Linked DNA regions of Homo sapiens: region 1 is linked to region 2. A link is a contact called in ENCODE Hi-C or POLR2A ChIA-PET data. All regions are on one chromosome and are shown on one strand. Each heading gives the region's core, a stretch centred on a gene start or an enhancer-like site at or near the end of the contact. The rest is flanking DNA. Distances are from core to core; before and after follow the strand shown.

The links. A loop is a pair of places that touch in the nucleus more often than their neighbours do. ChIA-PET counts read pairs that join two places held with the same protein, here RNA polymerase II (POLR2A). Pooled maps may share reads with other maps.
Region 1: a map of mammary epithelial cell shows a loop between it and region 2 (2.2-fold over the local background). The contact joins the enhancer-like site here to the promoter of TMEM45A in region 2. A Hi-C loop is called at or near these places in 3 of 168 maps with a recorded cell type or tissue (MCF 10A, PC-3 and mammary epithelial cell), 1 of 37 single-sample maps with no recorded cell type and 1 of 50 pooled maps. POLR2A ChIA-PET finds 5 or more read pairs at or near these places in 9 of 52 experiments (AG04450, GM12878, IMR-90 and 5 more).

What each region holds. Positions count from the first base shown.
Region 1 is chr3:100,557,976-100,563,086 of GRCh38, reverse strand. It overlaps TMEM45A (transmembrane protein 45A), which reads right to left. Exons shown (of 6, transcript NM_018004.3): 4 at 4,498-4,682. Among named protein-coding and RNA genes, the nearest start is that of ADGRG7, 49 kb to the left of the region's middle. RefSeq lists an enhancer at 597-1,461. Within about 2 kb of position 1,571, at least 2 of the 41 ENCODE cell types and tissues checked have a DNase peak (open chromatin) inside an H3K27ac peak, as active enhancers do; they include mammary epithelial cell, where a contact is called at or near this core.
Region 2 is chr3:100,488,959-100,493,869 of GRCh38, reverse strand. It overlaps TMEM45A (transmembrane protein 45A), which reads right to left and starts at 1,251. Exons shown (of 6, transcript NM_018004.3): 1 at 942-1,251. RefSeq lists a silencer at 1,234-1,533.

The DNA of each region.
Region 1 (5,111 bases), core at 322-2,821, 69 kb before region 2:
CAACCCTGCCAACACCTTGATTTCAGATTTCTGGTCTCCAGAAGAGTAAAAGAATAAATTTCTCTTGTAAGTCACCCAATTTGTAGGGATCTGTTACTACAGCCCTAGGAAACTAATACAACAGTTGAGTTCAAAATAAGCAAAAGGGTATCACTTGCCCTAAACCTTAAGCCTAGACACATTGGTGACTCTCTTCCATCTTTCACCTTCTTCTGGAAGCTTCCTCTGCTCCCCTTCCTCTGAAATTAGCAGCCCTCTCCCCAGGACAGCATGCATTGTCAAGTTATAGCATATATTTTTCCCAATAACCCCATGAGATATTATTAATATTTCTATTTTACAGTTGGGGTAGTAAGCCTAATGGCACAGAACATATTATCTATGGTGATTCATATAGTTAGTGTGGTAAAGCTAGCATACAGATTCAGGTTGGTCTAAACTGCAGGCCCAGGGACTTGTCACTGCATGCCACATTCATAATTGCTTTTTGAAGCCTCCAAAATAAAATCTCAAGTCACCTCCATTAGGCATCATTAATTCTACCAAACTTTTTGCTGTTTACATCAGGAGAAGAGAAACTTGGAGCCCCTCCCGTCGCCAATCTCTTTAGCAGCCCCAGAGCCTAATGCTGAAAGCTAAAGATTTGACTGAGGCCACTGAACAGAGTTAACTGATGTGACTACAGTGAAAGCCATAGAAACATTCCATAGTCATTCTAGGCCAAACACGAATAAATTAGGAAAGCTGAAAGCCCAAACTAAGGCTAGAAACTGCCACAACTCATTAAATCCTCCTTTAAATACAGAAACCACACTTTTATTTGTCGTCTTAATTTATTTCCTTATATAAAATTCCAAAAAAAAACCTCAATCTGCAAAAAAAAAAAGTTTTTCTTGCTGTAACTTGTATGCCATTCCTGAACATCTGGTTTCGACTAGTTTAAGCTTCATTAGTATCACATTTCAAATTTAAATAATTATCTTCTCTAATAGGCAATAAGCCTGGGGCCAATTTCCTATAACGAAGTCTGAATTTCCTGTTGTTATCTGATTATCCAATCATTTATTTCAACACTAAAAGCCTAAGCAAATGTTTGATCTGCTGCCGCATCAGACCTCAAACCATTACTGCTTAGTTGGGCCTTTTTGTCATTTAAAAATGAACTTTCGTCCTTCATAAAGGCAAAACAAAGGCTGAGCTTTCGTTTGGGCTCAGGATCTGTGCAGTGATGGGAGGAATCTCTGGGGGGACTAGTGGAGCTGGGAGATGCAGTGGAAGCAACTGTCCTAAAAAACAAGAAGCAAAGACAGCAGGAGCACCTTCCTCATTCCCTGATTGTCCCTGCACCTGGGCGGTGAGGATGACTGGAGGGAGCTTGGGAATGAGAAGTTGCAAAGGGAGCTTTTGAAATATTCTCCCACACAGAGACACAGGGAAAACATGATTCATAGTATAAAGGGGCTTGCAGGATTTTTTTTTCTTTTTTAAATTGCATGATGTGGCTAGGTTATTGAGAAAGCATTTTTGACTGTGATGTGGTTCAGGAAAGAAAGCATTGCTAATAAGTTGGAAGGGAAATTCCCTCTCCATTTACGTATTACCCAATCATTTATATGTGTGTGATAAAAAAGTGGCCAATCTGAGTATTGGTTTCCTTCAATTCACATCTCCATACTTACGGTTCCAAGAGTCTAGGTGGATGTTTTATCTAATCCCTCTATACACAGTTCATGCACAAGTATTAACATATTAACCATTTATGGAGAAGTAGTGAGAAAAAAATATGGTAATATGGTGAAAAGCAAGTCACGACATAATATTGTTAGCTTAAGACAGCGTTTTGCTGTAAACATTCATATGCCACACTTACCGACTGGAAGCATAATATATTCACCTAAGTTTCTAGACAGTTTTGTTTCAGAGGGGTGCAGTAGTGGGAATGTCACTATGGCTAAACCTTCATTTCCTGCCAGTGTGTGTGTTTGCGCTGGTATTAAATGTTCATTTTTCTTTAAAGCTGCGGACATTATTTAGGCTGACCACCAGGAAGAAGGAAACAGTCTAGTCTAGACATATTGGTAGATGAAAAATTTTCTAAATAATCACGGATTTATGCCCAAAGACATTAATCTCTTCCTTAGAAAAGCTTTTGGGGGAAATATGAAAACATTTATCTGCCAAAAGGGGCAACACTAAGCCAACCTATTCCCAGTTGAGGTATAACCCACAGCTTCCTCCTTCAGATCCTAGACATTAATTAGTCATTATTAACTGAACACTAATTAATTTCATTAATTCTGCTCTTATGTTTATAATTCCGCTCTCTTGGGGTTTCCCCTCTTGTCCTGCCTTTCTTTATTTGAATATTTCGCTTTTTAACAAACTTGATCTAGTAAATATATGAGGACTCCTAAACCAAACAGAGGATATACTTTCCTTTGACTACATGGATCATTTACAACCACTGACACTGGGCCGTATTCCAAAGGAAGTCTCAACACATTACAAAGAGAATACATTCCCTGACCGTAAAACAATTACATTAGAAATAAATAATAAGAAAAAAAGAATATTTTTGGAAACTTAAAAGTGTACTCCTAAATAACTCATAAATTAAAGAGAGAAGCACATGGAAATAACATTCAAAATTACCCAACAGTGAAAACTACATCAACACATCAAAAAAACTACAAACTAACACATCAAATCTTACAGAAGGCAGCTCTAGCAGTGTGCAGACAAATGTATTTGTTTAAATGCATTTATTTTAAAACAAGAAAGACTGAAAATAAATGAGATCAGCATCTAACTCAAAAAAAAAAAAAGAGAGAGAGAGAGAAGCAGAAAACAGCCTTACAACAAAGCAAAAAATGAACATAAGAAGAAATGGACAAATCCAGACCTGTAATATAAAACTTCAACAGACTTCTATTAGAAAGTGAGAGATCAATCAGATGAAAAACCATTAGGAATATAGAATATATAAAAAAACACAATCAAAGAGTCCCAAAAGCCTGGTTTCATCCTCCACCTTGAAAGGAGTCCTTTTACTTTCTTTTAGTTCCACTGGAGCCAAAAAACCAACCATCACCGTCTGCTCTGGGCCTGCAGGCTCAGCTCGACTCTTGCTCTACATTTCTGTTCTACATCCAGCCCACAAGTTTCTTTGGCCTGTTTTTGTTTGTTTTGCTTCATTGCAGTTAGTGTTTTCTACTTTATTGTTTAAATTTATTTTTGAAAATTTATTTCCAATTTTCTAGGTTTTTATTTTATTTTATTTTATTTTATCTGTCATTGCTATGTGTCAGGAGCACACAAGATACACTGGAGATAAACTGTGTCATCTTGACCAGAAGTCATCTTAACCAGAAGTCATCTCTTTTAAAATGTTTTCCGTCTATTTTTATTTTTGAATAGGAATACGTGTATATAGTAAAACATTCCAAGCAAGAGATATAGATTTTATATAATATTTTATATAATTAAATTCACCAATTATCAGCTTTATCACATTATAGAGTATTTGTTAGCTTTTTTCTATGAAGTTTTTCCATTAAAATAACCCTTGGATCTAGCCCCTCTTTACTAGCCTTTGCTCCAACAGCCTTTCCGCTTTCTTACATGCTTAAATATTGCATCTTTTCTATCCCATTTGACCATGATGTTTCTCTCCCCCTCACCTACCAATGCTTTTTATCACTCCTCATGTGCAATACAAATCTCTAAAATAACCTCATTATCCCAAATCTGTGTTCTCTGGTGACTAAAAATCTCTTCTAAGAAGTCTTCCCTGATTAAACCAAAATTCACCTTCCATCCTAGACTTTGTTTACAGATATGTATGCATGTTGGATTATGATTCATCAGTCTCTATAAAGTGTGTGTTTACTGATTGGAATTCATGTTTTCAACAATTCATCAAGGTTAAAGAGTTAACAGCTTAAAATGGAAAAAGCCTGCGGCCTCGGGTCAGATGAATCCAAATTTAGATCCTAGCTCTGTTATTGTATGAGACTTGGTCTCTCTGAGTCTTCCTATCTGTAAATTGATGATGATAATGCCTGAATTCCAGGCTGTTGCAAGGAAAAAATAAAACAATGTATATATAAAAGTTTGGTACAGTAGCCAACACATAGTTATTTCTCAATAAATAACAGTTTGCTCTCTTTTCTGCCTTCTATATATTTCTTAAGCTTATTATGCTATAAGCTGCTTTAGTGTCAGAAGCTGCTTCTAACTAAAAGCATCGGCTCAGAGTTCCTACATAATGGATGTCCAGGTGTGATGAAGATGTGCACGCACCACTTCCCAGCTGCTCTGACAATTCTCCCATCAGGGCTATTGGGACACTCAAAGAAACATCACTTCTCAGAGGCCCATGATCTTACTACAGGCAGTATGTTGGAGGGAAGTCTCCGGGAGCAAACTGCCTCATCAAATAAACAGAGAAGTTACAGGCAAAGAGTCCAGGTACATTAACTAGAGGCCCCAACTCACCTGAAAGAACCAGCTCCCCTGAAGCAGAATGAGACTTGACCGCAATAGCTCCAGAAGTACATTGTTCCGAACAAGGAACTCTAGGAAGGCAACGAGGCCTGTCAGAAAGACGACCAAAACCAGCAGCTGGTGCACAAAGATGTCCAGCATTTCCCGGCCATGAGTGTGGTTGTAGAAGATAAAGGCTGATGGGGAAAAAACAGATTGTCTTTTTCAGTGGAACCAAGGACCACCCACTGTTTCTCTCTCTCCCTCTCTCCGTAGACAGAATTTTACACATACACACATTTGTCCAAAAGAGCAGGCGCCCACTGATTCCCACAGTACTGCATTTTTGGAGACATCACCACCTCATTAGAATAGGATCTTTGAAATTGAACCCTCTTTTTGCTTTCCCTGACCTTTATTCTCTCTCTAACACATTGTGACATTTTCAATGAATGGATTCTCATTATCTCAGGGTGTTAACTGTATTTTTGAATGAATATCTTTTCCTCTTTATCTAAATGAAAAGGATTAAGACGAAGTTGGAATCTCCATAAGATGAAAATATTTCAAAGCATCTTCTAAGCAGGACAAACAACAGTAAGCATGGCAAGTGCAATAATTCAGAT
Region 2 (4,911 bases), core at 2-2,501:
ATCCCAGCTACTTGGGAGGCTGAGTCAGGAGAATCACTTGAACCCGGGAGGCAGAGGTTCCAGTAAGCCGAGATCGTGCCATTGCACTCCAGCCTTGGCGACAAGAGTGAGACTCTGTCTCAAAAACAAACAAACAAACTACAACAACAACAAAATATATAGCGTATATAGAGTATACTATATAGCATACATAGAGCATATACACCATATAGCATAGTGTATACATAGCATGTATATAGTATATATACCATACTATATAGTGCATATATACTATATAGTATATATATACAATTATAAGTTTATGAACACACAAGTGGTCTGTCACATGTTTGTTTGTTTTTAACAATTATAAAGGAATTCAGGTCTCCCACTATGGATAGGAGAATACCGAAAAGATATATATTTGGCTTGCAACTACCTCCAGATTTAAGTGAAAAATCCAGCAACTACCTGCATAACCCAGGTTTTACGTAATTTATATTAGACATCCTATTAACAGAAGCAAACGTGTTAATTCTGAAAAGATCAGATAATTTTCTCAATCTCCCATCAAAACAGTCCCAGAGTTGGGGATAAAAAACGATTTTGGCTTTACAAATACCCACAGTATTTTCACAGAAAGAAAATAGAGAAATAAATTTATCAATAGATTCAATTTTGGAGTTAGAGGTTTACAACAGAATATCAGTCACATTGCTGCTCCCAGGATATTTAAAACTAGCTCACCAAAAAAAAAAAAAAAAAAAAAAGAATAGCAAACCAAAAAAATTAAATTAAAATGTTAGTGAAACGGAAGAGAAGGGAGCGAAGGGTCCAGTTTGTCGCAGCAAGTGTTACTTTTCTCCCCTTGATGAAGAGAAAGCTGGTGAGAACAGTAAAAAGACACAGGATAGAGATCACGGCAAGAGAAATATGATATCCAGCACGTATCCAAAACTTACCCAACTTGGTCTGTTTACTCAACACTTTATTTTTCCCACTTTGCCAGCTTAAAATCAGACAGCGGCTGGGCTTTTGTTGTTGCTGTTTCTGTTCTTTTGATCCCAGAGCCCCATGAAAATTAAACCGTGTGTTGGATGGGATCTGGCCACGTCTCGCATTGGGTGGGGGGAGGAATTTTTAAACTTGGGTCCCTAGTCGCTTCTTTGGGAAAACGAATAAATAATAAGTGGCGAGAAGGAGAGGACGTGGGGGACGTGCTCGGCTGACGTCGGCCCGCGAGGAGGCCGCACAGCTGTCCAGATGTGCTTCATCTGTTCCCCCCGCGGGGCACGGGCCTCGGCGGCCGCGGCTGGCACAAGCCCCAGCTCATTGGTGGCCGCAGCTCTTCACTTGCTGCCGATTGGCCGGGCGGCCCGCCACTCCGGAGGGCCTCGGGCCCGCCCCTCTCTCAGGCCCGCTGGCTGCATCCTAAGGGAATGTGGAAGTGCAGCGCCGTCGCTGATGTGGCACTCGGCGGCTGCGCGGCCGGGACGGCTCGGGGCAGAGAGGGAGGTTGCCTACTCCCAGGTCTTGCCCCTGCCCCGGCCCTGTTATGCCCCTCCTTTTAGACAGACCGCTTTGTTTAAACAGGATGATTTGTAGCCGTTTGGAGGCTGAAAATAAGGCGGATGATTTGTAGCCGTTTGGGGGCTGAAAATAAGACGCGCCTGGTGCTTGGAGTGGAAGAGGCTGGGGCTCCGGGCTGCCCACGCCCCCAAAGGGCGTTCAGGCCACGCCTTGGGATTCCTCTCTCTTCACTTTCTCCAGGGAGCAAATAATAGGGCCCAAGAGCCTGCTCCCTGGGGACGGTATTCTTTCTTTCGGTGGAGGGAAAACCTTAATGAACCCTTCGTTGAAGTCCTTATTAACCAGAATTGAAGTTGTTCCTGCGGAGATGACCAGGACTGGGTATGAGAGTGGTTTGGCAGACCTGCTTGGTTTTTTGTATTGAGTGATGGTCGTTGTAGGGAACCGAGAAATACTGCTTTGTTGTGTGAGAATTGAGAAAGGACTGCGCCAAACGTTGCTTTGAACTTGGGAAAGCAGTTGGAGGGTTAACCAGTTTTTTGATTAGTGAGTTAGAAGGAGAGGAGGAAAGAAGAGATCTGCAAATCAATTGCCATTATAATTTGTGCATATTGACAGAACCGTTCCCTCATTGAAATATTAAGTGGGCAAGAGCCACACTCACTGGGCTGCACGCCAGGGAAGGCACCAGACCCCGCATTAAACAGTTTTTACCTGCATTATCACATTTAATTCTTACAACTACCTTATAAAATAGATATTAAAATAATCTCCAAGACCCAGCACCTATCCCAGCCTACCACAGATGTCTCCAAACATATGTTTGCAGCACTCCATCATAGATACATAAACTCATCTGCAATTTGCCATCCCTGCAGGGGTCAGAATTTATTATGAGTGTCCAAAGCTTTCACTACAATGATAATGTCTTGTTTGTTGGTGTATTTGTCATCTATTGCTGCGCAACAGATTCCCACAAACTTAGTGCTTTGTACAACACATGTATATCACTGCACAGTTTCTGAAGGTTGGAAGTCCAGGCATGGCCAAACTAGATCCTCTGCTTATGCTCTCACAAGGGTGCAATCAAGGTGTCAGCCGGGCTGCATTGTCATCTGCAGGCTCTACTGGAGAAGAATCATTTCCAAGCTTTCTCAGGTCATTGACAGAATTCATTTCTTTGCAGCTCTAGGACTGACTCCCCAGTTTCTTTCTAGATGTGAGCTAGAGGCTGCCCTTAGCTCCGAAAGACTGCTCTTAGGCTCCCAATGGCCATCCACGGTTCTGAAAAGCCAGAGAATAGAGATCACAGGGGCCACCTACAAGTCTGTCTGCCACAATTGGATAGTCAGACACCTCAATTTCAATGGACCTGACTGCAATGTTATCATAACTCTGTAAGACCCCCACAAATGCAGGAGCCTGCTCAGCAAGTAAAGTGGCACTACATGAGTGCAACCACAACACTCCAATCCTTCTGGCAGTCAAGGAAACCCACAAAGGAGCAACATTTGAATGTAGCCCTTGAAAGTAATGTGTCATGTGTTCAGCTTTCTGAATCATTTGTAATCTCACAATGCTGCACTTTTTATCACAGAAGCCGCTCAACAGTGGGCTGATAGTCAAGGTATTGATTAACCCTCCACACTCATTACCATCAACAGGCATCTGATATTGACCAAAAATCACTAAAAAAAAAAAAAAAAAAAAAAAAAAAGAATCCTTCTGCTCTCAGGAAGATGGAGTGGACATCAGTATTCCATTTCTCCTGCTAAGCACAACAAAAAATCCTGGACTTCATATATTTTCCAACATTGGAAACTCCAAGAGGTTGAGAGAAGAAGACAGATGAGCTAGAAATCTCAGAACCCAAGGAATGACATGATGCTGAGTTCCCTGGGCTTGCTTTCTGTTGTTTCTTTGCCCCAAACTTGGAGCTGAAGAAGCCAGCAACCCAAAAATGACAACAGGCACAGACAAAAAAGTCTCAACGAACCCTGCTCTCTCTAGTCAAGGACCAGGAAATGGGAAGCCTAGAAAGACAGAAAAACTTTTAGGCAGTAATGGCTCTACTTCAGCCAAACACCACAGGAAAAACCCTGGCCCCACTCACTCCTACATGAACAGAGGCTGAGTAGAAATCCTAGACTCCCGCCTTTTCCAGGCTGTAACAAGGTGAAGATGCAGAAATCTTTAACAACGTATTACCAAACAGAATTCAGCAATATATAAAAATAATTATACACCACAACATAGTGGAGTTTTTTTCAGGGATGCAAAATCAAAATTCTAAAGTCAATCAACCCAGGCGTGGTGCCTCATGCCTGTAATCCCAGCACTTTGGGAGACCAAGTCCAGCGAATCCTTTGAGCCCAGAAGTTTGAGACCAGCCTGGGCAACAGGACACAACCCCATCTCTACACAAAATATGAAAATTAGCCCAGCATGGTGTCACACACCTGTAGTCTCAGGTACAGGTGGGACTGAGGTGGGAGGATCACCTGAGCCTGGGGGGTTGAGACTGCAGTTGCCACTGCACTCTAGATGGGGCAACAGAGTGAAACTCTGTCTCAAAAAAAAAAAAAAAAACAAATGTCGATCAATGCAATTCCTGATATGAACAAGCTAAAGAAAAGAAAAATCGCATGAATATATCAATCAATGTAGAACAAGCACTTGACAAAATTCAGCACCATAAAAACGCTCAGAAAAAGAAGAATAGAAGGGAATTTCCACACTTGATAAAGAACACCTACCAAAGTACCTACAGCTGACCTTATACTGAATGTGAAAGACTGGATGCTTTCCATACATACTTTGTAATTCTATTTGTGCAACATCCTTCAAGTTACAAAATTATACAAATAAAGAGCAGATAAGTGGTTGCCAGGTATTAAGGAGATGGTGGAGTAGGAGGCAAGTAGGCTTGGCTATGAAAGAACAACATGAGGGATCTTTGTGGTGATGGAAATTTTTATTAATAGCTTGACTGTATCCATGGGATATTGTTGAGATATTGAGATAATGTAATTCTGCAGAATGTTACCATTGGGGGAAACTGGGTGATGAGTACACAGGCTTTCTCTGTATTATTTCTTACAACTTGCATGTGCATCTACAATTAGCTCGAAAGAAAAAGTTTAAAAAAATACTTCTGACTCTATCTCCCTCACCTCCTCCTGACCACCACAATTTAGTTTGGTCACTGGATGTAACTCTCTCCAGAAAGGGATCATCTTGCTCAGCTGCTTCCTGGGTCATGTTCCAGATGAAAGAAGCAGAGAGTTAGGAAAATTTGGGATCCTGACCTGACCATTCTTGGGCATGATGTTTCATTCTTTCTCTTAATGGTAACACTAGGCCAGCTGGGTTGGTGTGACCTTCAGAGTTAGGCTGGACAAA